Regions from separate parts of the Homo sapiens genome. Here all the other regions are linked to region 3. A link is a loop called in an ENCODE intact Hi-C map of the cell type or tissue named here. Cell type or tissue: GM12878. All regions are shown on one strand. Region 1 overlaps QSOX1 (quiescin sulfhydryl oxidase 1). Region 2 overlaps LHX4 (LIM homeobox 4). Region 3 overlaps ACBD6 (acyl-CoA binding domain containing 6).

The links. Hi-C counts contacts between places; a loop is a spot of excess contacts. Peaks named below come from ENCODE experiments on the same cell type or tissue, not always from the same donor. Only the 100,000 strongest peaks of a DNase experiment are listed, where the experiment ranks them.
Region 1: it touches region 3 in a loop (17-fold over the local background); 34 of 110 quality-filtered maps call a loop at or near these places.
Region 2: a loop joins it to region 3, with 9 times the contacts of the local background. A loop is called at or near these places in 66 of 110 quality-filtered maps.

What each region holds. Positions count from the first base shown.
Region 1 is chr1:180,183,852-180,191,851 of GRCh38, reverse strand. QSOX1 (quiescin sulfhydryl oxidase 1) reads right to left here. Exons shown (of 12, transcript NM_002826.5): 7 at 7,802-7,936; 8 at 5,670-5,799; 9 at 2,178-2,300; 10 at 1,272-1,419. Among named protein-coding and RNA genes, the nearest start is that of QSOX1, 33 kb to the right of the region's middle. RefSeq lists an enhancer at 3,405-3,524. In GM12878, a CTCF peak has its summit at 3,479 (motif pointing left); no DNase peak of the experiment used is centred here.
Region 2 is chr1:180,247,945-180,255,944 of GRCh38, reverse strand. LHX4 (LIM homeobox 4) reads right to left here. Exons shown (of 6, transcript NM_033343.4): 2 at 7,489-7,660. Among named protein-coding and RNA genes, the nearest start is that of LHX4, 22 kb to the right of the region's middle. RefSeq lists enhancers at 1,464-1,983, 5,833-6,813, 7,099-7,599. In GM12878, a CTCF peak has its summit at 3,136 (motif pointing left); a DNase peak (open chromatin) is centred at 3,144.
Region 3 is chr1:180,412,447-180,420,446 of GRCh38, reverse strand. It overlaps ACBD6 (acyl-CoA binding domain containing 6), which reads left to right. Exons shown (of 8, transcript NM_032360.4): 5 at 6,976-7,081. LOC105371637 (a long non-coding RNA gene) reads left to right here. Exons shown (of 2, transcript XR_922334.3): 2 at 2,524-3,445. Among named protein-coding and RNA genes, the nearest start is that of MIR3121, 22 kb to the left of the region's middle. In GM12878, no CTCF peak of the experiment used is centred here; a DNase peak (open chromatin) is centred at 4,312.

The DNA of each region.
Region 1 (8,000 bases), 230 kb after region 3:
GGCTGAGCCCCAGCCTGACATTTGTGAGTGCAGCCCAAGGACACCAACACAGCCTGGGAGACTCTCTTCCCAGACGTCCCACACTGCCTTCTCCTCTCCACATGGGTCCCAGCACCGGGCCCTCCACAGGGAAGCCTTTCCCAGACCCCTCTCCAGACAGCACCCGCTCCGGCACTGCTTTGCTTTGTCTTCCTCAGCATTCGTCATCATGGCTGAAGCCATCCCTCTGTGTCTGTCTCCTGCCACTCAGATACTGGCCCTGTGGGGGCAGGGACCTGTCTCATATGCTGCTGTGTCCCCGGCACCTGCAGCGCCACATGGCATGGTGGAGATGCTCCATACACACTGGCTTCCCACACCACTGCCTGGCAGTTCCTCTGATTCACGGGGCTCCACACAGGCTGCTCCCTCTGCTGGGATGCTCCTCTCCTGGCGGAATCCCTACTCACCCATCACCCCTCAACTCACCCCGTAAGGCCTCGGGCCCCTTCCCAATGGCGTCGAGCCTGCCCTCTCTTCACCCCACATCTTTCTCTCCACCACGGCCCTAGCCCTGATGCACTGCAGGCCTCTCTGTCCCCCTGCCTCACACTAGAGGTCCACCAAGAGCGGGCACTGTCGCCCTTTTCACCCATGTATCTATCCTCCAAGCCAAGCCGCAGCCTGGTATAAACCTGGTTCCTCAATCAGTGTGGACTGAATTGGATGCGCATCCTTTCAGTCTTCAAAAGCAGGTGTGGGGCAGCGTGGCCGGAGAACATGGTGGTGCAGTTTGTGGACAATCCGAGGCAGCAGGGGAAACGTGTTTCCCCAACTTCCCCCAGGAAATTGTTTTTCAGTGGGAAGTGCAATAAAATTGCTCAAAGCACCTGCTATGTATCAGCTATGTAAACTGTAAAATACACGTTTTTTTCTTTGTTAAGAGTATAAAAAAATAGAATCACAATTTTTTCATGAAGACTGAAAGCAAAGCAAACTATAAGCCCGGAGAAAGACAGGGAGAAGCCTCAGCCCCAGAGCTCCCGGGGCCGAAAACAGGACTGGTTGAATTCCTAAAGTCTGCTCCCTCCTGGGATTGGTTCTATTCTGGCCGTGTGGGGCTACCTGCAGATAGAGCAATCCAGCCAGAGCCCCAAGGCTGACTCTCCCCATCTTCTGGCAGCTGGGAGCCAGTGGGGCAATTCAAGGGAGCTTCCCTGCCCCCTCTCCCCTTGGAGGGCCGAACAGAGCAGGGTTGGAGGCACAGTGGGGTGAACGGGTCCTGGACGTACCTGCTTCCTGTGAGTGGTCTACATTTTGCCGAGCTGCCTGCACAGTCAAGAAGTGGAAGAGGACCCACAGGGAGCAGGGAAAGCCCCGGAAATGCGGCTCACTCCCCTGGCAGCCAATCCAGTTCACCTTCTTGGCAAGAACGGCACCCTGAGGGACACATGAGTGTGAGTGCACATATGGAGAAGGAAAAGGATGGGAGAGGCAGAGACAGAAGCTTCTAGGAGACAGCCCTAAGACAAATGAGGTCCCTCAGTCTATCACCTCGAAGGTGGCATTTCCCTTTCACCAGTTCCACCCACTGAAGCAGCAGCAGACCTAAAAAGCTGTGACCCAGATCAAGCTGCATCCCGTTCCAGCCTCAACTTCCCCAGCTGTAACACAAGGGGGTTATCTCTGAGGTCCCTTCGAGATTTGACACCCTACAAGTCTACAGGGTTTTACACCTCTGCTGGCTGCAGTGACCCACTTTTGCAAATAGCAGCATGAGCAGGAGCCCAGAAGGTGCCCTGGAGAGGGCCAGGGAGGCCATGCTGAGCAGCACCACAAACTAAGAGGCAGCACAGGGTAGTTGTTAAAAACTCTGGGGTCTCACCAAGTTTTCATCCCAGCCCAAACACTTACTGGCTCCATGAACCCAGACAAGTTGCTTAACCTTTTCAAAGTACTGTTTCTTCATCTGCTAAATGGGGAGAATATCTACCTTCCACTAACATTATGAGGATTAAATGAGATGTGCGCATAGAGAGCTCAATCAATAGTCATTTATTGATTATTGTTAGGACCCAACGAAGATCACTGACTCCCTGGTGCAAACTGGCGAAGAAGGTCAGAAATGACAGGGTTAACCCCTTGCACTCTCATAAATACGGAGGATGGAGAGATCTTTATTTGCTTCCCAGACTCACCTCTTTCCTGTCGTCCAGGGCAGTTTTAAAGAAACTGTAGGGAATTTTATTTCTCTTCTGCCTCTTGAGCCATTCATTCACGGAGTGCAGGAAGTTCTGGACTAAGGGCCGGCCAGGGAAATACTGTGGGGAGGAACAAGCGGAAGCTGGAGAGTGAAAAGCAATTCCCCAAGTTCCCCGTCCTGCAGATGGTAGGAAGCTATGCAGAAGAAGGCGGGGGGCGGGGGGCGGGGGGCAGTGGGGAGGAGGTTGTGCAAAGTTCCAAAACCACCAGGAAAACATTCTAACTAAGACACAAATATGACTTCTGTACTACCTTTGCTCTGGGACACCTGGTAAGGCTAGAAGACAGGGTAGGGAAGGTGCTCGCTCTAAATGGGGTGGGGTCCTGGAAGTCTCCCTCTCTCAGACCTCAGGCTCCTGTGCAGCACCCCCCGACCATGTGCCACCACTGGGAGGAAGGCTGGAGCACTTGTGCCCCTTGCCAGGGCTGCTGGGAGCCCTGGGCCACACAGTCCTGTCTTTGGGTGGTCCTCGGATAGAGCTGACTTGCCAACTGACTGGCCAGCTGGGTTAGGTGGGCACGAGACCTTTCATTTGGATTCCATGGGCTGCCAGTGAGGACCAGCCAGGCCAGGGGCTCACAGCCAAGATCCAGATCTTGATGGTAACTCCCAGTGGTATCTGAGGAGCATGAAAAGCTACTCTGACAATAAGTCAACTCAAATCCGATTAGTATCAGCACTTTAAAACCACAAGGACTCCAGGGAGGAGGACATATGTGTGTATGTGTGTGTGTGTGCGTGTGTGCACGTGCACAGCACAAGGGGCGGAGGGCAGGAGAAAGAGGGACACAGCAGCAGGCTGATCAGATAAAACCACAAAGAGGCTGGCCGAGGGGATGAGGACCCTGAGAAAATCACAGCAAAGAAAGCAAAGACAAACATTTGAGAGGAGAAGGATACTGGAGACACGAATGGTAACTGAACAGGAAAACCTGCTAACAGATCCATTCCTCTGAGAAAGCCATTAAATATTCCTATCAAACGTTGGGCTGGACACCTTCCCCCAGAGTGAGAAATGGCCGGAAAAGACCACGCTTTGACACGTGCCCTCCTGGTGAGCCCACACGGGCCTCTGGAACTCACACACAAATTTACAGCTTGAAGTCAGCATTTCTCACTGACCTTTGCCATCATCCTGACTTAGAAACTTCCGCCTTCTAAGGCGACAGTGCCAGAAGGATGGATGAATTAAGGAGCTCTGGACAACTGGGAGCAAGGAAACCCTGGTGCCCACACGCCACCCAGTGGCCACTCCTACCAGCTGCTCACAGGAGGGAGCACAGGCTGGGAGAGGCCGGGTGGGAAGGCACCGGCAGGACATGCAGAGGGCCTCCTGACTGACCGGGCACCTGCAGGGCTGGCAGCTAGCCAGGGGGAGCCAGCAGTGTCCACTGGCACCCTTAGGGGTTCGGGCCTGTGAGCACCATGCACTTGGTGGTAATGGGCATGGGCTGGATGCGAGTGGGTGTGGCTCCCTGCCCAGCCCCTCACTAGCTGGAAGACCCTGGCAAGGTGCTTTAGTTCTCTGGGGCTTTGTTTCACCTTCTATGAAACGGAGATCATACTAGAAGCCATGCTGTGGAATCTTCTCTGAGAAACAGAATGAGGAGCTAATATACAAAGAACACTGCAGGCACCGGCAGGGCTGAAGAAATGATAGCTGCTAGGATACTACTATTCAGGAAGAAGCTACCCAAGCAAGGCAAGGGCCAGAATACTCTACAGACCCCAGGGGATGTGCGGGCAAAACCCAAACAGAGGGTCTCCAGGCCCATGCCCCCGATGCCTCTGCTGCTACTGCGGGGCATACCTGGCTTCCCTCTGTCCTCCACCCCACTGCCAGCCCTACCCCGAGGGCCCTGGCTCTGGCAGGGCAGGCACCTTCATCTCAAGCTCATTCCCAGCCCTTGCTGAAGGCAGAGACTCAGCAGGCACAGAGGGGGTGATGCCTCTGCCCAGCTCAGGGACTTTTCTGTATCTCATTCTTTTCCCCCATACCGGCTGCAAACAGCCCCACTGGGGACAAAGAAAATAGCAGGTTTGATCACAGCTGAGAGATGCGAGTGACACACAAGCCGATCTTCCTGGGGTGACTCCTTTGGAGAGTACTGGACTAGGGTGGTGGGGTGTCTGAGGCATGCCGGGAAAGCATGCTGGGTGCTCTCCCTCATGGGTCAGGAGGAGGGACTGTACGTGGGTCAGTTCTGGATTTTTCCCCTCTAAGTCTCTAGGTTGTCAACCCCAGGCCTCTGCACTGTGAGGACCAAACAGCTCTCAGCCTTGGAGGAAAGGTCTCTATTATGGCAATGGACTGAAGAACAAGGGCTCATTTTGCATGGGACTTCAGTGAGGGGCCAACGACTGTCCTGCCTTAGGCTGAAATGTCCCTGTCAGGCCCTCTCAGTGTCACCACGCATTCATGTGACCAAGCCAGGGGGCCAGGACAGGGAGGTGGGAAGGAGGGATCAGGCTGGCAGGAAGTTCCCAAGGAGAGGCACAAATCACCCGAGGGCAGCCCCAGCTTCCTGCAGACCCACACTGAGGAGGGTGGGCTCAGATCCGGGCCCCAGGGCCAAGGGAGGCTGAGCCAGCGGCCAAACCCGAAGCGCCCAGAGCCACATCTGACTCAGCAGTACTGAGCAGCAGAGTCCAGGGTTTCCAGCAGGGACGCAATGGCCAGGATCTGGAACCAAAGGGAAGGGCGCAGAGAGGGAATGGCAGCCACCTCTCACCTTCAGAGAGGAAGGAGCACAGGCTCAAGGCCTGACCACAACACTTTCAGGCTGGCAGAACGAAGGCATGGCACTTGAGCTCCCTGGGCCTCTTAAATCGGGGAGGACAAAATAAACCACCCACCTCGCAGAGTAGTTAAAAGGATTAAATCCTAGACAAACATCAAGTCCTCAATAAATAGGAGCTACCCTTCGTGGAGTAGCCACCTTCCCGGGGAAACTATAAAGGAATAAGGAAGGCATGGCCAGGGCCAGGGATCGGGTCAGACTGGGAGGGAAGCAAGGAGTATCAGAAGAGCATCCTCTCCTTCGCCAGGGTGTCCTAGGGGTCCTGCTTTCCCAGTGACCACAGAAAGGGGTGGGAAGCCACACTGGGGCTCTGACTGAGGACTCAGGCAGGCAGAGCCACAGTCACTGAATCAGCTGGAAATATCCCCAGGTGGGGGGCACGGGCCCTGTGTCCCACCCACACTGCTGCATGGGGCAGGGTTGTCCCTGGCAGTGTGGGGCTGGTGTGGGGTATGGCTGAGGCTGGAGGGTATCACCTATGGTGGACAGGGAGAGCTGTGGGTCCAGGTGTCCAGCCAGACCATGGGCTTCTGGAGGGAGGGGCTGACGGGGTGCCCAGCCTTACAGGAACGCACACTGACCATCCGTAGAATTGCACAGACAAGGGAAGCCATGGCCCTGCTCACCTTGGCCAGCACTGCCACAAACTTTTTCAGGGCCACCAGGCGCTGCCCTTCCAGGACCGGGAACCTGCCCACTTCTATCCGCAGGATGTAGTGCAGTGCAGATTCCAGGTCAGCCATGTAGATCTTGGAGCTGAGGACCCAGAGGGAGATAGAGAGAGAAAGAAGTATTAACCATGGTGCAGGGGCTGCAAGGAGCATCCAGGGCTAAAGGGAGAGAAGAGAAGGGGCACTGCTGATGGTCACAGAGTCTTGTAAGTTACCACTGGCTTCTGCCAGAAATGTGCTGTGTGACCTTGGGTAAATTACCTAATTTCTCTGAGCCTCAATTCCTCATCTGTAAGATATGAATAACACATTGCTCACAGGTAAGTTGCTGAGAGGATCAAATAAAAGCACAAATGTAAAAAACTCTCAGCAGCTCCTGGCAGGGAGTAGGAGTTTTCTCTCTCCAGGCCCACAGCCACCCCTCCTGCAACTCACTAATCAGGCCAGCTCCGAGCCAAGACCACTAGACATAATCAGACCAGCAGGTTCATACACACGACATGGCTCTGGAAAAACTGGGCCCTCTCTGAAAGACCAGGGTTTAGCTGCCCACCAAGTCTGGGAAATGGCGACTGGGGGCAGGAGGGGAAGCAGGGCCTGTATTTCTTTCAGGGCTGATGTGCTCACAGCTGCCGGACCTCACATCTTAGGTGGGCCCATCTCACACCTCTCCGCAGCCCTCATGGAAGGGCCGGAGGCTCCATGCTGGCCCCAGGCCCATCATGCTGGGGTCCAGGCTCAGGGTTCTGATGGCAGGGGCCAGGAAAGTTGGGTGCCTCTTCCCCTGTCTCTTGAGACCTGGGTTCTGACCTCAGTTTGACTGTGAGCTAGTTTGTGAGCTTGGGCAACTCAGTTGACTTTCCTGGGCCTCAGTCAGCTCACCTGTAAAACACATGACTTGCTCCTGACCCCTCCATGACAACCTCCTGAGGTTGGAAAGAGCCAATAAGGTCAACTAATGGGGTACGCATTGTGGCTGCCTATGCTCCTCCTCAGGGCAAGGTCTCCTCTGTGTTCCACTTTGCTGTCCTTGGGCCTCAGTTTACCTCTCCATTCCTGTGCCCTGCCTCCAGAAGTGGCCCCATGACTGAATGAGGTAACACAGGGAAGGTGCCCAGCACAGAGCCTGGCACATACACCAGCCCAAGCTATTACAAGAACGTCAATGGTTTGCATAACTGTAATGATCGAATGATTATGATGATCATTCATAATGACGGAATGATCATAATGATTACACCACCCCTCACTCTCTCTTTCCTTCTCCCTTGATCTACTAAAAGTCTCTCCATTTGGCACTTTCCACCCTTAAAGTCCCTCATGCTAGGATGCAAAGTCCTTCTTGCAATCACCTTTCCCCCACTGTCTCGTGCATCCCCTTGTGAGGGGCACCGTCCTGGCCAGCTCTGAGCTCCCTGGTCAGACATTTCCACCTGGTATGCAGCTGGTACCAGTGCAGGAGGTCTACAGCTCTGTCTCACTGCCCAACCACAACAGAAAAGGCAACGAGCCTCAGAGAGAAGAGCAGCTCTCTCATGCTTACGACTGTGGACACACACACAGGTGACCTGAAAAGGCAGTGAACTCACTGACACCACAGGCATTCAAGTGAGGTTGGGTGCCTTCCTAGAAGGGATGCTGTAGGGTCTGCACAAGCAGAGAATGCATCTGCCTGTACATATCTGCTGCCACAGTGCCTAGCACATAGTGAGTACTCAAAAATATTGACTGCACAAATAATTGCTTGGGTGGGAAGTTGGTCTGGAGGCCTCAGAGTGTCCTTGCACGCAGATTCCCCATTTGTGAGCAGAGTTAAGCTGAAGGAGCGTGGGCATGGAAGGTGTTCATTCCCCAGTCAGCCCCGGCCCCGCAACAGACACCAGAGGCACCGCAGCTAAATGCCGCTCCCACACATTGAAGGTCCCTGAGCATGGCCAGACCCCAGGGTGGGGGACAGCCTGGCTCAGAATGTACACACTAATCATATGACAAGGAAGAAGAATGAGCAAGAGGGCGTGGGTGTGAAGGTGTGGTGGTCTGTGATCAGAGGAAGGAGAAGAAGTGAGGAGAACCAGGCGTAGCCTTACCGATCTGCCAATTTCCAAACAGTGGGAGCTATCTTGTTAGCAGTGGTTGGTGCAACTGTGGTCTGGGCAGCCTCCCTGGTGAGCCCAGAGAGTCTCTGCAGGTAAGCGGTATAGAAGGACCTGGATTCCATGAGCCTGTGAGGGCACAGAACCAGGGAGGAGAGGCAGTAAGTGCAGAGAACAAGATTAGAGCTAACCA
Region 2 (8,000 bases), 160 kb after region 3:
GTCACCCAGATCCCACTGGGGACCCCGTTTCCACAGCCCAGATGCATCTGATCCCCAGACTAATTTGCAGCTAGGTGATTCCAAACAGATTCCTCTAAGCCAGAAAGTCCCTGAGATGTGTCTTCCACAGATGTCAGGAGGCCTTCACCCCAGGCCCCACTCGGGGAGGGTGGCCCAGGCGACTGCAGCTGAACTGCACGCTCTGGGGCGGGCAGACAATCCTCCTCCGACTCATCACCTCCTGATTTACAGCCTCGGTCCCTGGGGGAGCTTCGGGGCTAAGTAATTGCTTCTGCCTTGATTACAGGCCGGCACAAATGACTGTGGGCCTGGTCCCACCAGTGTGTTTGAATCTTTCAAATGTCCACACGCACAGCCACTATCCGGACCATCTGATCGTTACCTTAAAAGGTTTAATTTGCTTAGCGAGGAAATTAGACTATAAACTATTCAGAAATTATGGAAAGTCACACATCAAAGAGACACACCCCTGTGCATTCCTTAAGCACATTCTGCTAGAGCACTGTGTGTGTGCATGTGTGTGCACGCGTGTGTGCGTGTGTGTATGCATGTGTGTGTGCGTGTATACATGTGTGTGCATGTGTGCATGTGTGTGTGTACGCACGATCATGCCTGCATGGCCTGGCAGGTGTGTGGTTATCAGAAATAATAAGTGGCTCAGCAAAAGTCTGACTCCACACTGACTCTACGACCAACCCCAGAACTGAGGCTGCCTCTTTCTGGGGCAACAGGGCACAAGAAAGCTTGAGACAGTGGAAAGCCACCCAGGCGCGGGCTGCCGCCTCCCACCAGGCTGGCCCCGCTCTTTGATGCGAGCGAGCGCTGAGGGCTGCGGTTCCTGCCCACAGCTCTGGACCACACAGGGAGGGAGAGCATCCCATGAGGAAAATGCAGGCCGGCTCCTCACTGAAGGGTGGGCCTTTGTTCAATCCCCTGACCACCACTACCACTGACACAGCCTGGCCAGCAACCCCAGGACCCCGTCCTTGCCAGCCTGGTCCCAGGCCCTCCTGCTGTCTTCTTTCCTCCTCCCTATGTGGGGCACAGTGTAGATGCCCCTCATGGCCTTCCTAAGAATGGACTAAGCACTTCCTTGCTGCTTCTGACTCAGTCCTCACAGTCACTCAGAAAAGTCAGTATTTTTCTTCCGCCTGTAGAGATGGGAAAGCGAGGCTTGGTGATGTCTAACGCCCCAAGTTCACGCTGAGCCTGGACTCAAAACCCCGCACCTGCTCTCCATGAAGCCCACCCCGCAGAGGGGTCGAGCCTGTTTTTCCCCATATTAGCCAATGTCCTGTGGGCAGCTGCCCCCTGCAAGATGAGGAGCAGAGGCCCTGGTCACCAGAGTGGGCTAAGGTCACCAGTGAAGCCCTGTCTGCAGCCAGCACCACCACCCTGCAGCCACGCCAGGCAGAAATGCGCTGTTCTGGACTGCGGAGATAAATGGGAGCAGCTCCCGGGCTCCCAAGGACGCTGCCTACCTGCCCTTGGCGGACAGCCCACCTACGGCCTGCAGACTGGCAGGCTGGGGGAGGGGCACCGCGGGGAGCAGAGGGAGATCCTGGCCTGGCCCAGCAGCCGCACAGCTCCCCTGCGACACAGCGGCCTCCATCCCGCTACCGGGAGCCTCTGGCGCACCCATCTCTGCCTGCCTGCCTTGCCTTGTGAGGGCCTCAGGGGCAGGGAGACCCCTGAGAAGCATGACGTTTTAGACAGGAACCTCCTGGAGTGGCAGCACCCTCAGAACACCCGAGAGTCACTCCACGCCCCCTGACGGGCAGATGGAAATATGGAGCCCCAGTGGCTGGGGGCACAGCTTGAAGCCCCCACAAGCCTGGATTGTCCTTGAAGGCTTTGCCCTTGACCTTACAAACGTGTAGGAACGTTGCCCTCGCTTCAATTCCACAGCTCTGTTTGTTTTCACTCCATAATGGTTTGTTTCTCAACTCTTCACAGAGATCCACATGGCAGGTTTCTCCCATGGACCACAGCCCACCCCGTTCTGCCAGGCTAACCCCCCACTAACTGAGGAGCTCCAGGCAGTTAAGAGTCATCTCCATGGGAAGCTCTCAAGGCTGGTACAGGGGAGACCAGGAAAGCCAGCGCAGGCCCCGCCCTGAGGGAACTCTGACTACCTGACCCTGCAGGGCTGCGGGTCAAGGGGCCACACGGCAGGGCCTGAAACCCGGCAGTGTTTACAAAGCACCTAGCATTCTGCTGGACCCGGGTCACACACGTCTTCTTCCTAGCTCGGTGGGTTAGCGTGAGCTCCTCTCCACAGACAAGGGAATGAGGCTCAGAAAGACCTAGTTACCTGTGCTGACAAACTGCTAACGAAAGATAGGACAGGAATTCAACTGAGCTCCTTTTGGGTTCACCAAAAGGAAAATCACTGCTGAGAAAATCACTCCTTTTGAGAAATGCTCCTGGGTGCCAGGGCTCTTAGACAGGCACTGTGAAGAGGACATAGATGCTCAGAGATGCAAAGAAACTTGCCTAGGGGCACCCAGCTGGCTGCCGACAGGCAACACTTGAACCCAGCTCCAAGAGGTCTGTGCTGTGCTCCAGAGGAAGGCAGCTGCCTGGCTCCTTCCAGGACCCACCTGGTGATAGCAAGGGGACCCAGAAACCCCACTCCTGGATCCCTACTCTCTCTGGGCCCTGGTCCCTTTTTGAGGAGACATGAGAAGGATCCATGACATGCTGGACACATGGTCTGGATAGGACCTGCTTAGCAAATGCGACACGAGGAGTCATTGCCCCGCAGCTTGGGATTCAAATTATAACAGGGCTCGGGACACCCTCTGCACCAGGGGTGGGCTCTCCTGATGTTTGAAGCCGCCACTGAACTCAGAACAAATCATGGTCCCCACTGTGCTCCCTTAGTCAACTCAGTGCCTTTCTTCTTGGGTCTCAGAATTTTATTTCGTTTGGAAAAAAGGAGAGCCAAGGACACAAGCAGCAAAAACAACAAACAACAGCAAAAATCAGTCAGTGTTACTGAGCAAGACAGAGCTCAACAGCCCCCAAAGAAAAATGCAACAACCACAGAGTACAATTTCCCAACAATCCTTCTTGCCTCCTCTGTGTCCACACCAACATCGCCCCCTGCTGCCAGTTACCAGGATCGCCACATGCCCCTGTGGAAGGCTGGGGAAGTCCTGACCTCCCGGCCTCCTTCCACTTTTGAGATATTACAAGGTACTACCCACCTCCAGTGGGTACTCTCCGTATCTCCGTATTGATCTGCAGAACTTCACATAGAATATGACAGGAGGATGCCCCCTGGAGTTGTGCAAAGCAGTGGCCCTCTTCCTTGTTATGGGCAAAGAGATTAAAGTATTGATCCAGGAACTTAGGACCACAGTGCTAATCAGGGAACCAATGAGCCCTGCCCCCACCTCTGAACAGGGCTAGGAGGAGGTACCAGAAAAGGACATGCTTTTTCTTTTTTCTTTTTCTTCAAGGAGCGTGGAAAAGGGACTCTCCCTAGCTCTGACCAGCTGTCTTCCAAACTCCACAGCTAAGAGCATCAGAGGTCTGATGGGCAAATTCAAGTATGTGGCACCTGCTGTCCCTCTCACAAGGTGGCCACAGATGTGACTTCTATAGCCGAGGGTGAGCCAGGGAGGGACCTGGGGTTCCACGGACTGCTTGCCCCCTCCTGCCCCAGCACGGTCTCTGTCCTTACTGCACCTCCACTGTGTGTGTGCCCCCATGTGCCCTCTGAAAGAGGTGCCTGGTGACATCTAATGAGATGGGATGAGGAGCAGGCTGCCCCAGAGCCCCAGGTGGCCAGCAAGTCCCAAGACCCCTGGGGATGGGAGGTGGGACCACTCAGATGCTGGACAGCCTGCTGCCTCCCTGTCTGTACCTAGGATGGAGCCTGCAGCTGTGCCTTCCTGTACCAAACAGCCCTGGTCCCCAAGAGCTTGGTGAGGGCTATGAATCCACCCACTGAGGACTTCAGAGCCACCTGGTCTTCATCTCGGGTTGGCCCTCCATTGACAGGAGGGAGAATCACTTCAGCTTTGAACTCCCCTCCTCACAGCACCCCATCACAGAGTCAATGGCCCAAACTCAGCACTGAATCCGTGGCCAGATGCCCTGCATTACAGAAGGACCCAGCCCTGAGAGTAGGTCATTTCATGAAGCAGAGCAGTGCCGGGAACAAGGGAAGTGACCGTGGCTAAATGATGGGCCTGAGCATTTGCAAGCAGCCTGGGCCTCCCTCACTCAAAGACGCCTTGCAGCATACAGAAGAAACTGGTCACCAAAGCTCGTGTAAACTCACTGGATAATTTACTTGTTGCAGCATCAAACCCAGCAGTGGCCTATGGACAAAGCGCAGAGCCAGGGGCTTACACAGGGGACAGAAAAATGAGTAACAGATAGGCCTTTTCCTCAAGCCAACAAGGAAGATAAACCAGGCACACGAGAAATGGGCAAACCAAAGCATTCTGTGCTGGGTCACCCGGGAGAGGGGAGAGACAGGAAGTGATGGCTCCACTGGGGATCCTGTCTGCCGCGGAGCTGGACTCTGAGGACCCTGGAAGGATGGAAGCCCTGGAGGGTGGGCACCGTCCCTGGAGGATGAAACAGCCTGGGCTGGCGTGTGGAGGCGGCAGCCCACCAAGCATGCCTGGGAATGGAGCATCCTGCTTGGTGGGCGTCAGGTACCTGAGGAAAGCAGCGGGCTAGGACTGGAAGGGAGCGCCGGCAGGAGGCTCTGATGCGCCAGTGCCTCTGGCAGGCTCTGTGGCATATTCAGGGAAGGGGCAGGCCCTGGCCTGGGCTGTGGGGTGGAAGGCTCACCTGGCGGGAAGGCCCACCTGGCGGAAGACTCACCGGGTGGGAAGGGTTGCAGACTACAGGGAGGTGAGTGGAGGGACTAGCCAGAAGGTTTCTGCTGAGTAAGGCCCTGAAAGGATCCAAAAGAGGGCCAGGGCTTGGGGCAGTGGAGCCAGGGGCAAGGCCCAGGTGAGGAGCCGTTCTTGTTATTTCTGGTCTTGGGCCTTTGGCTCATAGGCCTGTGGGGATCCCTCCTCAGCACACACTGTGGGCGCTTCCTGGGTCTAGGGAGACCCTCTTTCCTGGTCATTACTTCTCCCAAACCCAACCCCACGCCTGCGCTGCCATCACCTTCCTCTCCACCCTCTCTTTCCAAACCATAGCCAGCCACTCAGGGTCCAAAAATCAGACAGGGCCCTGAGGAAGCACTGGGGGGTCCAAGGCAGCCCTCTGGCGATGAAGTCCTGGGTCAGTGGCCCTGCCAGGCTTTGCTCATACCCCACAGGCTTCCCTGAGCCGCCACACTGGACCAGCCAGAAACCAGTGGGGTCTGAGGTCTGACTCGGACATCCAGCACCTACCCTGCCCCGAGACGGGCAAGCGGAGGCGTGGCCTCTTGGCTTTCCAAAGGTGCAGGCATACACATCTGCACACACCTCATCACAGAAGCAGGGCAGCTCACCCGACCCCAAGGCTAGGCCCTGCCACCTGCCGCTTCCTGCCCTCTTCACACACACATTATGTTCACATTTGCACCCGGGTACATATGTCAACCCACGCGCGCACACACACACACACACACACACACAAACACAGGGAAATTCACTCCACCCAGGGTCCTGTAACAGCTGCTGTGGTGCTTGGCCAGGACATCATAGAGGAAGGAAAATAGAGGCAAACTCCTGTTGCCCACTGGGAAAGGATGTGGCTAGAGGGAATGGAATTGCATGAATGCCAGAGAAAAGGAAACTAGAGGAGGGTCAGAGGTGGGAAAGCAACAGGAAGATTGTGAGAAAGAAGAGCAGTACACAAAAAGCTCAGAGGAAGGACCAGAGGTCTGTCCTTCCACCCAAACATCAAGGACTTGCCGGGCACCCATGTCACCTGCTGCCCCTGCCTTCCTGTAGTCAACACACATTCACACGCTCACTCACACTCACACACAACACTCACACTCTCACACTCACACAACACTCACCCACACACACTCTCACACACACTGTCACACACACACTCATACACACACTCACACACGCACACACACGTAGGGAGCAGCACATATCTGAGCAAAGTACCGTGGTGACAGTGAGTGCACCCTCTGCACACAGGCGGGGAGGCAGCCCCACGCACTGGTTACCAAGATCTTTAATGTGCTCTTCAACTCACTGCACTAAAGAAATGTGAGAATCCTCAGATATTCAAATCACTTATTCTCCATAGTGAAACCTTTGGGAAGATGTGGGAGAAATCGTATTCTGTATCCAGGACTCACATTTCTCCCCATTACTCCCCCTCAACCCCCATCTTCCGAATACACAGCTTCAGCATGAGGTGCCTCTATGGGGCTTGGTTATCTGGGCTGGGTGTGTTCAGCCTTTGGCGAGCCTCCCTGGCGCCCCCTGGGCCACCCAGGCTGGTGTGACTGAACACAGGGCTCAGCGTCACTGATCCCTAACCCCCACCTCCGGCTCTTGGCTTTGCTTGCTGCCAGCTGCTCCACATTGGCTAAGGCACCAACATCACTGCCTTGGGTAATAGATTCTGGGAGAGAAGTCAAGGACTAAATGCCATGGAAAACACCTTCCAGGAGGTCTTCTCACCCTGATCCAAAGCTCCAACAGGAAGTTTTTGATGAACCCCACCCCAGAAAGGAAAATCTCAGACAGTCTTAAGAGCTAACACTCAAGTGTCAGGCACTGTCCTGAGGACTTGATGCATAAATAGACTTATTTAAAGCTAATAAAAACCTCATGAGGTAGGGACTACTACTGTGAGCCCCATTTTACAGATAAACAAACTGAGGCATAGAGAAGTTAAGTAACCTACCCAAGAGCACACCGCCAATAAGTGGGTTCGAATACAGGCAGAGCCTGGACTCAACCATCACATGAAACTGCCTCTTTCTTAGTCATGTTTCCATATAAAGTGACGACATTGACCGAGCCTGGCTTGCCTCCTGCCAGAAGCAACTCTTGCAAGCCTCTAAGGCCCTTGAAGCAGGCTGTGCAAACACAGTCACAGAGACGCCTCTGGATGTGGACATGAACCTAAAAGCAGCTGCTCTGAAAGTTGTGGGAATGTTACAACCACATGCCCTGAAGCACCAATATATCAGGACAGAAAGAGCAACTCTTTCTGTTGCTCTTTGGAGCAACAGAGGAGATTTGCAGAACTTTGTCAACCACCCTGGAGAAATCTAGCCCAAGGCCTCTGGCTCCTCACCCCTGCCCCATGCAGAGATCAAATGAGGTCTAGAGGCTGAACCTCTGGCAGTGATGGGCCAGTGATCAGAAGGGGGACCTCAACAAGGGGCATCCTCTCAGCTCCAGGATTTACCTGCCCCTCCCAGAGTGGACTCTCCACCCTCCCTGGCCTACCCTGCTGCAAACTTCCCCCTCACTGCTTGGGGAGAGGCAGAGACAGGCCAGGGCCACGAGACGGACCGTTCTGACTTACTTGAAGAAGTCCTCCTTGCAGTAGACGCTCCCAGCCCTGGAGAAGCACCTGTCCGCCAGCTGCATCTGGCAGTCTGCACACTTGAGGCAGGAGCTGTGCCAGTGTCTGTCCAGGACCTTCAGGATGAACTTGTCCAGGATGTGCTGGTTGCAGCCAGCGCACTGGGGAATCTCTGTGAGGAAGAGGAGAGAGAGGCACTGTGAGCCTTCCACACAGCCCTGCTAACCAGGCCAGGCCCTGGCGGGTGCCTTCCCACTCTGCTGATGGTGGAAACAGACATGGCCCAAACCGCAGAGCTGTTGCATATAGTTGTACAGGTTATACATTGCACACAAACGTACGTAGTCAAGGAACAAGTGGGGACTGAAAGCCAACCCTTGCTTTGCTGGCCAGGCTGTGGATTCTGGCTTGGGGTGACTTTGGCCCAGAGGAATCACTCGTTTCTAAGGGCACCACAAGGCTAGCAGCAGCAGCTAACCCATTTATGTCAGCTGCAGTTCCACAGCCAACAG
Region 3 (8,000 bases):
AACCCTGATAGAACATTATGAAGGTCGGGAAGGATCCATTGGAGATGCTGTCATTATAGAAACGGCGGTGAAAACCGTCATGCCTGAAGCAATAAATTTCTGCTGGAGAAAACTGTCTACATGTTATATGTGACTTCACAGGATTTACGACAGAGCCAATCAAGGAAATCATGAAAGATTGTGAGTATGGCAAAAATGTGTGGCAGGGCGGGGCAGAGAGTTGGTTTTAAGATATAGATCTTGAAGAAATTAAAGAGCTAATAGACACCACACTAGAGGAATTAACAGAAGACGACTTGATGGAAATGATTGCTTCCAAACCAGATAGATATGATGAGGAACAAGATGTAGAATAAATAATGCCCCAAAGAGATTGACATTAGACAGTCTTGCAGAAGCGTTCTGATTATTTAAGACTGCTTTTGACTTTTACTACATGGACCCTTCTATGATATGGGCACCCAAACTTAAGCAAATGGTGAAAGGATTGGTACTGTATAAAAACTTTTAGAGAAACAAACTAAAAAGGGAGAAATTATGGTGTATTTTCACAAAGCTACACTGAGTGTGCCTGCCTCACCTGCCACCTCTTCTGCCTCTGCCAGTGCTGAGACAGCAAGACCAGCCCCTCTTCAGCCTGTGAAGACAACAGGGTGAAGACCTTTATGATGATCCACTTCCACTTAATGAATGTATATTTTCCTTATGATTTTCTTAGTAACATTTTCTTTTCTCTAGCTTACTTTATTATAAGAATATACTATATAACACAAATAAAAATTTATCAACTGTTTATCGATAAGCCTTCAGGTCAACAGTAGCCTACTAGTAGTTAAGTTTTTGGGGAGTCGAGTTACATGCAGATTTTTGACTATGCAGGGGGTCGGTGCCCCCCACCCTCCGTGTTGTTTAAGGGTCAACTTATACGAATTCCTTTGGTCATTTCACTAGTCCATTGGGTACTGTGTATTTTGAACCTACCTTATTACCTCCTTGACTCCTGCACACCATTATTTAAATACCATTATAAGAAAAACATGCCATCATTTAATTGTAAGATGCTGCAGATTATAAGATTCATAGGAGATGTTAACATGAAAAAAATTTGCATTTAGAATCAATGAAATATGACAAGGTAATAGTTTCCAAATGTCTATTTGTCATCCAGGATTTCAAGAACAATATATTTTTTTTTTGAGACGGAGTCTCGCTCTGTCACCCAGGCTGGAGTGCAGTGGCGCGATCTCTGCTCACTGCAAGCTCCGCTTCCTGGGTTCACGCCATTCTCCTGCCTCAGCCTCCCAAGTAGCTGGGACTACAGGCGCCCACCACCATGCCTGGCTAATTTTTTGTATTTTTAGTAGAGACGGGGTTTCACCGTGTTAGCGAGGATGGTCTCGATCTCCTGACCTCGTGATCCACCCGCCTCGGCCTCCCGAAGTGCTGGGATTACAGGTGTGAGCCACCGCGCCCGGCCTCAAGAATGATTTTAAGAACAGCACAACACACAAAAAAACACTTTATTAAGTACTTTGTTTTGAAGGCTAGGCTTCTTACATGTGGTTACTGCCCAAGCAATGTTTTGCCTCTTCCAGGGATTAAACCAAGGTTTTTCAGAAAGGAGGTACTATTTGCAAGATTTTACCTGAGGATCATAGTATAGATTCTCATTTGTTGTCTTTGGTAAGATTGAGAGTCAAAAACAGTATCCTACAATGTGAAATCAACATCTGTAATTTTAATTAGATATTAATTAGAAGTGGGGGTTTTCAGTGTGCTAAGTATGGCAGCCATGACTATTTAATCCTTGATTTAGGATTTGATTTTACCTATTTTGCTTCTCCCAGATAAGTCTTTTTTTTTTCTTTTTTAAGAGACAGGATCTTTCTCTGTTGCCTAGGCTGGAGTGGTGTGATTATAGCTCACTGTAACCTCAAACTCCTGTGCTTAATTGATCCTATCACCTTAGCTTCCCAAATAGGTAGGACTACAGGCACGCACCACCACACCCAGCTAATTTGAAATTTTTTTTGTAGAGGTAGGGTCTTGCTGTGTTGCCCAGGCTGGTCTCAAACTCCTGCGCTCAAGTGATCCTCCCTCCTTGACCTCCCAAAGTGCTGGGATTATAGGTGTGAGCCACCACACACTTCCTCATATAAGTCTTAAATGAGCTTCACTAAACACCTTTGAGTAAGAATAGATTCTTTTTTTCAGGGAGAAAAACATCTGTAAGTAAAATTAATATATGCCTGCCTGTATGATTGTTTTATATTTATAAATTAAAACATACTTTTTAATCTCAACTTATAAAATATTGATGGTTTCATCAGATAAAGATTATATAAAAATTATATTTATAAAATTAAGATTAGATATGTGAAAGATTATATTAAAAAGAACATTAGACTTTGAGTTTTATATTTGGCATATACAGAATGTTGAAAAACATAGTTGAAATCAGTGAGATGACGGCATTATTTTCTAACATTATATTTGAACAGAATACATTTCTTTGCCTTTCAGATCAACAACTTCTGGCCATACATCCAACAAGTAAATCAGGAACTTAAATTCCTACAAAGAAGTAATATTCACTAGCAGTATGACTGAATTTTGGAAGATAGTGTGCAGTGCCAGCTTTTATCCTAGAAAGACTACCTCCAAAGGAACTTCACAGAGTGGCATTTTTGGTGAATTACCATTGATCAGAGTCCATTTTTCAACCTCAAAGATGTAGAAAAAAGATCCGTAGATCAAGCAGACCCTTAGAAACAGAGTAGGAATAATAAAATTGGCCCAAAACTGAGGTGTAAACTAAAATGCTTGTTTGCTTACCAAAGGGACTATGTCTTTGTAGTGATTGAAGTGCTGGGTCCCTCCTTTCTGAGAATTGAGGAGTCCAGAAAAACAGATTAATAGTTAAATGATTATTTGTGAACATAAAAATAGAGCCAGGGAAAGTGTATCATTTTGAGGATTGCCTTAGCCATGGTCCTAATGAGACCTCATGAATGAACTGTCTTTCTCCAGAGAAATCACTCAGAATGCTTTTTTGCCTCCGTCTTTTGGTTATACTTCCTGAAGTATACTAACTATAGTAAGGAGAGAGGTGTAATGCCTCTCCTTTACAAACGAGGAGAAGAGTGTTTGAGCAGAGGGAATGTGGAAAAGGAGAATGGTAATGAAATATTTGCCACAGGAACCCTTTCAGGTAGATCAGTTTAGTAAAGAATACATTTATCTAGAAGATGAAGAGCTGGAAATTGAGTCACTTAAAATGATCTATACCTGCATATCTCTTTAAAGGAGTTTATGTACCCTAGAGCCCACAAATTCCTTAGTTTGAGGAATTATGGCATTTGTTTTTATCTTTGTAGATATTGGCTTACTTTCTTTGGATTTTCATTCATGCAATAAATACTTATTCATTGTCTATTTACTAGAATACTGTGTTTTATATCTGATTTCCAGTTGCTTAGTAAATACATGAATTGAATTGAATATTTGTTGAATGTGCCTATTAAATAGATTTCCAAGCTAGTTCCTTCCATAATTTTTGTAGTTAAATGGACTTTATATGTCTTGCCATGAGACCTATTTGAAATATTATTTTGATAAGAAAATGCTATCTGAGTAGAAAATGGTACAGATAACATATTTAGGAATGGGCAAGGATCTTCCTGTGATTGGGTGAAAAAGCCGTACTTAAACACTCTCCCTCTTTCCCATAGAGTGTGCTCTGATATTTCAAAAGAATGTCAAAACCAGTGATTATTCCTTCAGGAATATAAATGTATTTGCTGTCAATTTCAGAAAAGTTGTAGTAACCTGAAGAAGAGACTTTCTGTTTTGTGCTAGAGATAACATGGGACATCCTTTAGGGTAGCATCATAAACATAACTCACAGTCATCTATAGATAATGAATATGATAATTTTGAGATTCACAAAGAGAGGGAACAAGATACCTGAGTAAAAAATCAAGAAAGGAAAATAAAGATATGGAGAGACACATTTATTTATTTAAGGCTCTACTGTGTTTCATAATGGTTGGATTCATTTGCATGTTATTTTGTTTCAAATAAGCATGGATATAGTGGGCAAGATTGACTATGGAAGGCTGTATTGAGCTCTTAGAAAATGGTAGAGGGAGAAAGTTTGATTTATACATTGTACATAATTTTAGGGGGCAAGAAAGGAAATATGGAATGATATTGCTGTAGATGTTTCTTCATTTTGGCCACTAGATGGTGACATTGTATAAAAACAGCTTGGTTGTAGAAGGTAAGATACTCAAAATTTGGTGTGGGATTGGATAGCTGTATTTAACAAGTAAGCCCAAGAGTGTCACTTAATTTTTTTATATTCGTCATTCAGCCTTGTAGCATTTTTGGCGAATTTATTGAACTTCTCTTTTTGGTATTTAATTTATATGTGTATACTATCCTGAAGTATTTTGTTAATATCTCTGTGCCTAGCATATTTGGTGATGATAAACTATATACGATAAACAAATACTTAAACAAATGCTACCTGCCCTCCAAAAAATTCACATAGCAAAAAAAACTAGTTGATATATTTGATGTGTCTAAGAAACATATTTAAGATACATTAAACAAAATAGAAATTTATATGTGTTTGTACTGTGTTTACTTTTTTACTGCTTACAACGGTATACATGCACATTTGGAAGTTGGACTCAGGAAGAGGGGCCACTCCAAAGGTCCTCTCATCTGTGAATAACGCTTACATATACTGGGTATGCGTAACCCACATGCCAAGGATCCTTCTGCTTTCCTTTCTGTGCCCTACCACCAACTTCCCATTATTTTCCAATTCAGAAACAATTGGCGAGTAGCACTGTAGTATTGCTATGACTTTAAAAGACACAGTTCTTTCTGTAACAGTTGAAGTTGGTGCCTCTTGAATTAGTGGGTTTTCTGTTACTGGATTGGAAGAAAGTAGGTCCCTATTATCCTTAAGTTGGAACTCTGAAGGTATTCTTTCATAGACATGGTGTTTTTTTTTTTGCGTGTGTTTGTTTGTTTGTTTGAGACTTAGTCTTGCTCTGTCACCCAGGCTGGAGTGCTGTGGTATGATCTCGGCTCACTGCAACCTCTGCCTCCTGGGTTCAAGTGATTCTCCTGCCTCAGCCTCCTGAGTAGCTGGGATTACATGCACGTGTCACCACGCCTGGCTAATTTGTGTATTTTTAGTAGAAACGGGGTTTCACCATGTTGGTCAGGCTAGTTTCGAACTCCTGACCTTATGATCCACCCGCCTTGGCCTCCCAAAATGCAGACCTGATGTTTGTTTTTGGTTTTTTTTGTTTGTTTGTTTTTTGTTTTTGTTTTTGTTTTTTTTATTTTTTTGAGATGGAGTCTCGCTCTGTTGCCCAGGCTGGAGTGCAGTGGCGCAATCTCGGCTCACTGCAAGCTCTGCCTCCCGGGTTCACGCCATTCTGATGCCTCAGCCTCCCGAAACATGGTGTTTTTAATGGTGGTTAAATATGGCTAACGTGGTATTATTTGCAGCTCTACTTTCTAAAATCAGAATTCTCTTTTCTGGGGTTTGACCTCACTTCTTATTTTCTTTACAGAATAAGTGATCGAAAAAGCATTTTCTCTTCTGTTTAACAGGGCCTCTTCAAGTGACCATATAGTCCTATTAAACATGATTTCTTACTTAAAACCTACATCATTTTCTCTAGCTTTGAAGCAAGTTGTTTTTCCCCTGTTCTGTTATAGTCCTTTTTAAGGATCCAGCTTTTACCTTATGTTAATCCTGTGTAGATTTTTGTCATCCCAGCTATACTGTTTGGGTCTTAAAGGCAAACTTTCTTGCTTAGCCTTTTATCTGTTATCAACAAATTCTTGTCCAGTGCCTTACATGTAGTAGGTGCTCAATAAAATACTTAAGCGGCTTAAAGAACACTTAGATGGCTGATGCTAAAGTAGTGTCTTTTAAGAAAATTAGCTATGACTGGAAATAACTTTCTGTATGACACAAGATGTTTAGATTGGCTTTTAGGATAGAAGAACTCCTATGACCAGGTGTTTTGCTTTCTGATGAATGGATGCTCTGGCATTGCAGGTTATAAAACACATCAGTTTGATTTTTGGAACGCAAAATGCATTCCTTTATACTTGTTCATAAAATTCAGTCCACATATGGGGCAGTTTGATTGTTGATATTCTAAATTACTGATCGTTATGGGAGTCACTGATTCTTTTGAGAATCCGATTGAAACAATTCTTCCCCCTATACATACAACATCCAGAAAAATGCACATGCGTTATAAAGATAATTCTGTACATTATTTAGAGAGCTCATAGATGTCATGTTAAGAACTTCTGCTTCAGATTTTGGAATAGACTGCAGCTGATTAGTCAAAAGGCAGCATAATATAATAGAAAAATGTACTGTATACAAAATCAGTTGGTCTAAGTGAGTTCTAGCTCTTATTCCACCTTTGATAAATGTAGTACCATTTGGCAGGTCATTTAACGTCTCCTTTTTGCCTGTTTTTTCATTTGTAAAGTGAAGTTGCATGAAAGATTAAGTGAATTAGCACGTGCAATATACTTAGAAGAGTGCTGGGTATGTAGTATGCTTCCCAGCTTTTCTTTCTAGTCTTTGATTCTACTATCTTATAAAGGATTTTTGAATTTTTTAATGCCCCCCTCTTTTTGTCTAATTGATTTTCTTTGCTTTAAGAAAATCACTTTCATATATATTTTTAAAACTTGAGTAACACTTTATTCTCTTATCCTGTAAGGCAAGTAGGAAACTAAGAACTTTAGTCTTTTCAGGAGTTGGATATATTACAGCTACTGAAAAACTGTTACTGTTCATGTAAAATTTTTTTGTAAGCAGAGTCCATTAACATCTATGTCAGCAGCAAACAGATTGTGTTGAAAATATGTAACTTTAATGTATTACCCAGTAAAAAAAGACCTTTCTTTTTTTTATTCTAGGGAAGAAGACAAAAATATATTTGATTACTGCAGGGAAAACAACATTGACCATATAACCAAAGCCATCAAATCGAAAAATGTGGATGTGAATGTGAAAGATGAAGAGGTATGAAAAACATGCCCTGTTAATTATTTTCCTATGCATGGTTGTTCTGCCCCAGTGCCTTTTCCTAAATGGTAGGCCAATGAACTACAACTCAAAGTACAGTATGGTTAAGAGTATATCAGAATATCTAAATGAGATGGTGTTACCTAGTTAAGATACGTTCTGTGATTATGTCCAACATATTTTTATCTGTGTTTTAGAAGTTACTACCTGAAATTTGTAGGAGTCTGATAGCTTCCATATGTTTATGCTAAAGGGAGAGATTATTCGCATAATAAGTGAAATCTACAGGTAATAGCAAAATCTCATTTATACATAGCTTTCGTGTCTTCCGTTATTATACCTTGAACAGCTAGGTATATTGTTCTTTGCTCAATAAATACATCTTTAGAAAACTGTCAGAATTTTGGTAAATCAATAATTTAAATGCTGGCCTACTAATTAAAGGAATCCTATAGTAAATTATTTTATAAAATATATTACTCCTTTTTTTGGAGGGAGAAACAGGGTCTCACTCTGTTGCCCAGGCTGGAGTGCATGGGTGCGCTCATAGCTCACTGCATCCTCAAACCCATGGGCTTACGCAATCCTCTTGCCTCAGCCTCCCAAGTAGCCAGGACTACAGGCATGTGCTGTCACTCCTGGCTAATTTTTTTATTTTTTGGGGAGATGGGGTCTTGCTATGTCGCCCGGGTTGGTCTTGTCCTCCTGGCCTCAAATGATCCTCCTCCCTCAGCTTCCCAAAGTTTTGGGATTATAGGCATGAGCCACTGTGCCTTGTGTATTACTTCTTAATTTATTTGTGTTGTGAATAATACCATTCACATACTGAGTTTTAACTGACCCTGAATTATAGCTGTTAAAAGAGCAAAATTTGCTAACTCACTTCTAATCATTTTCTCATTCTTTGGTGATGCTG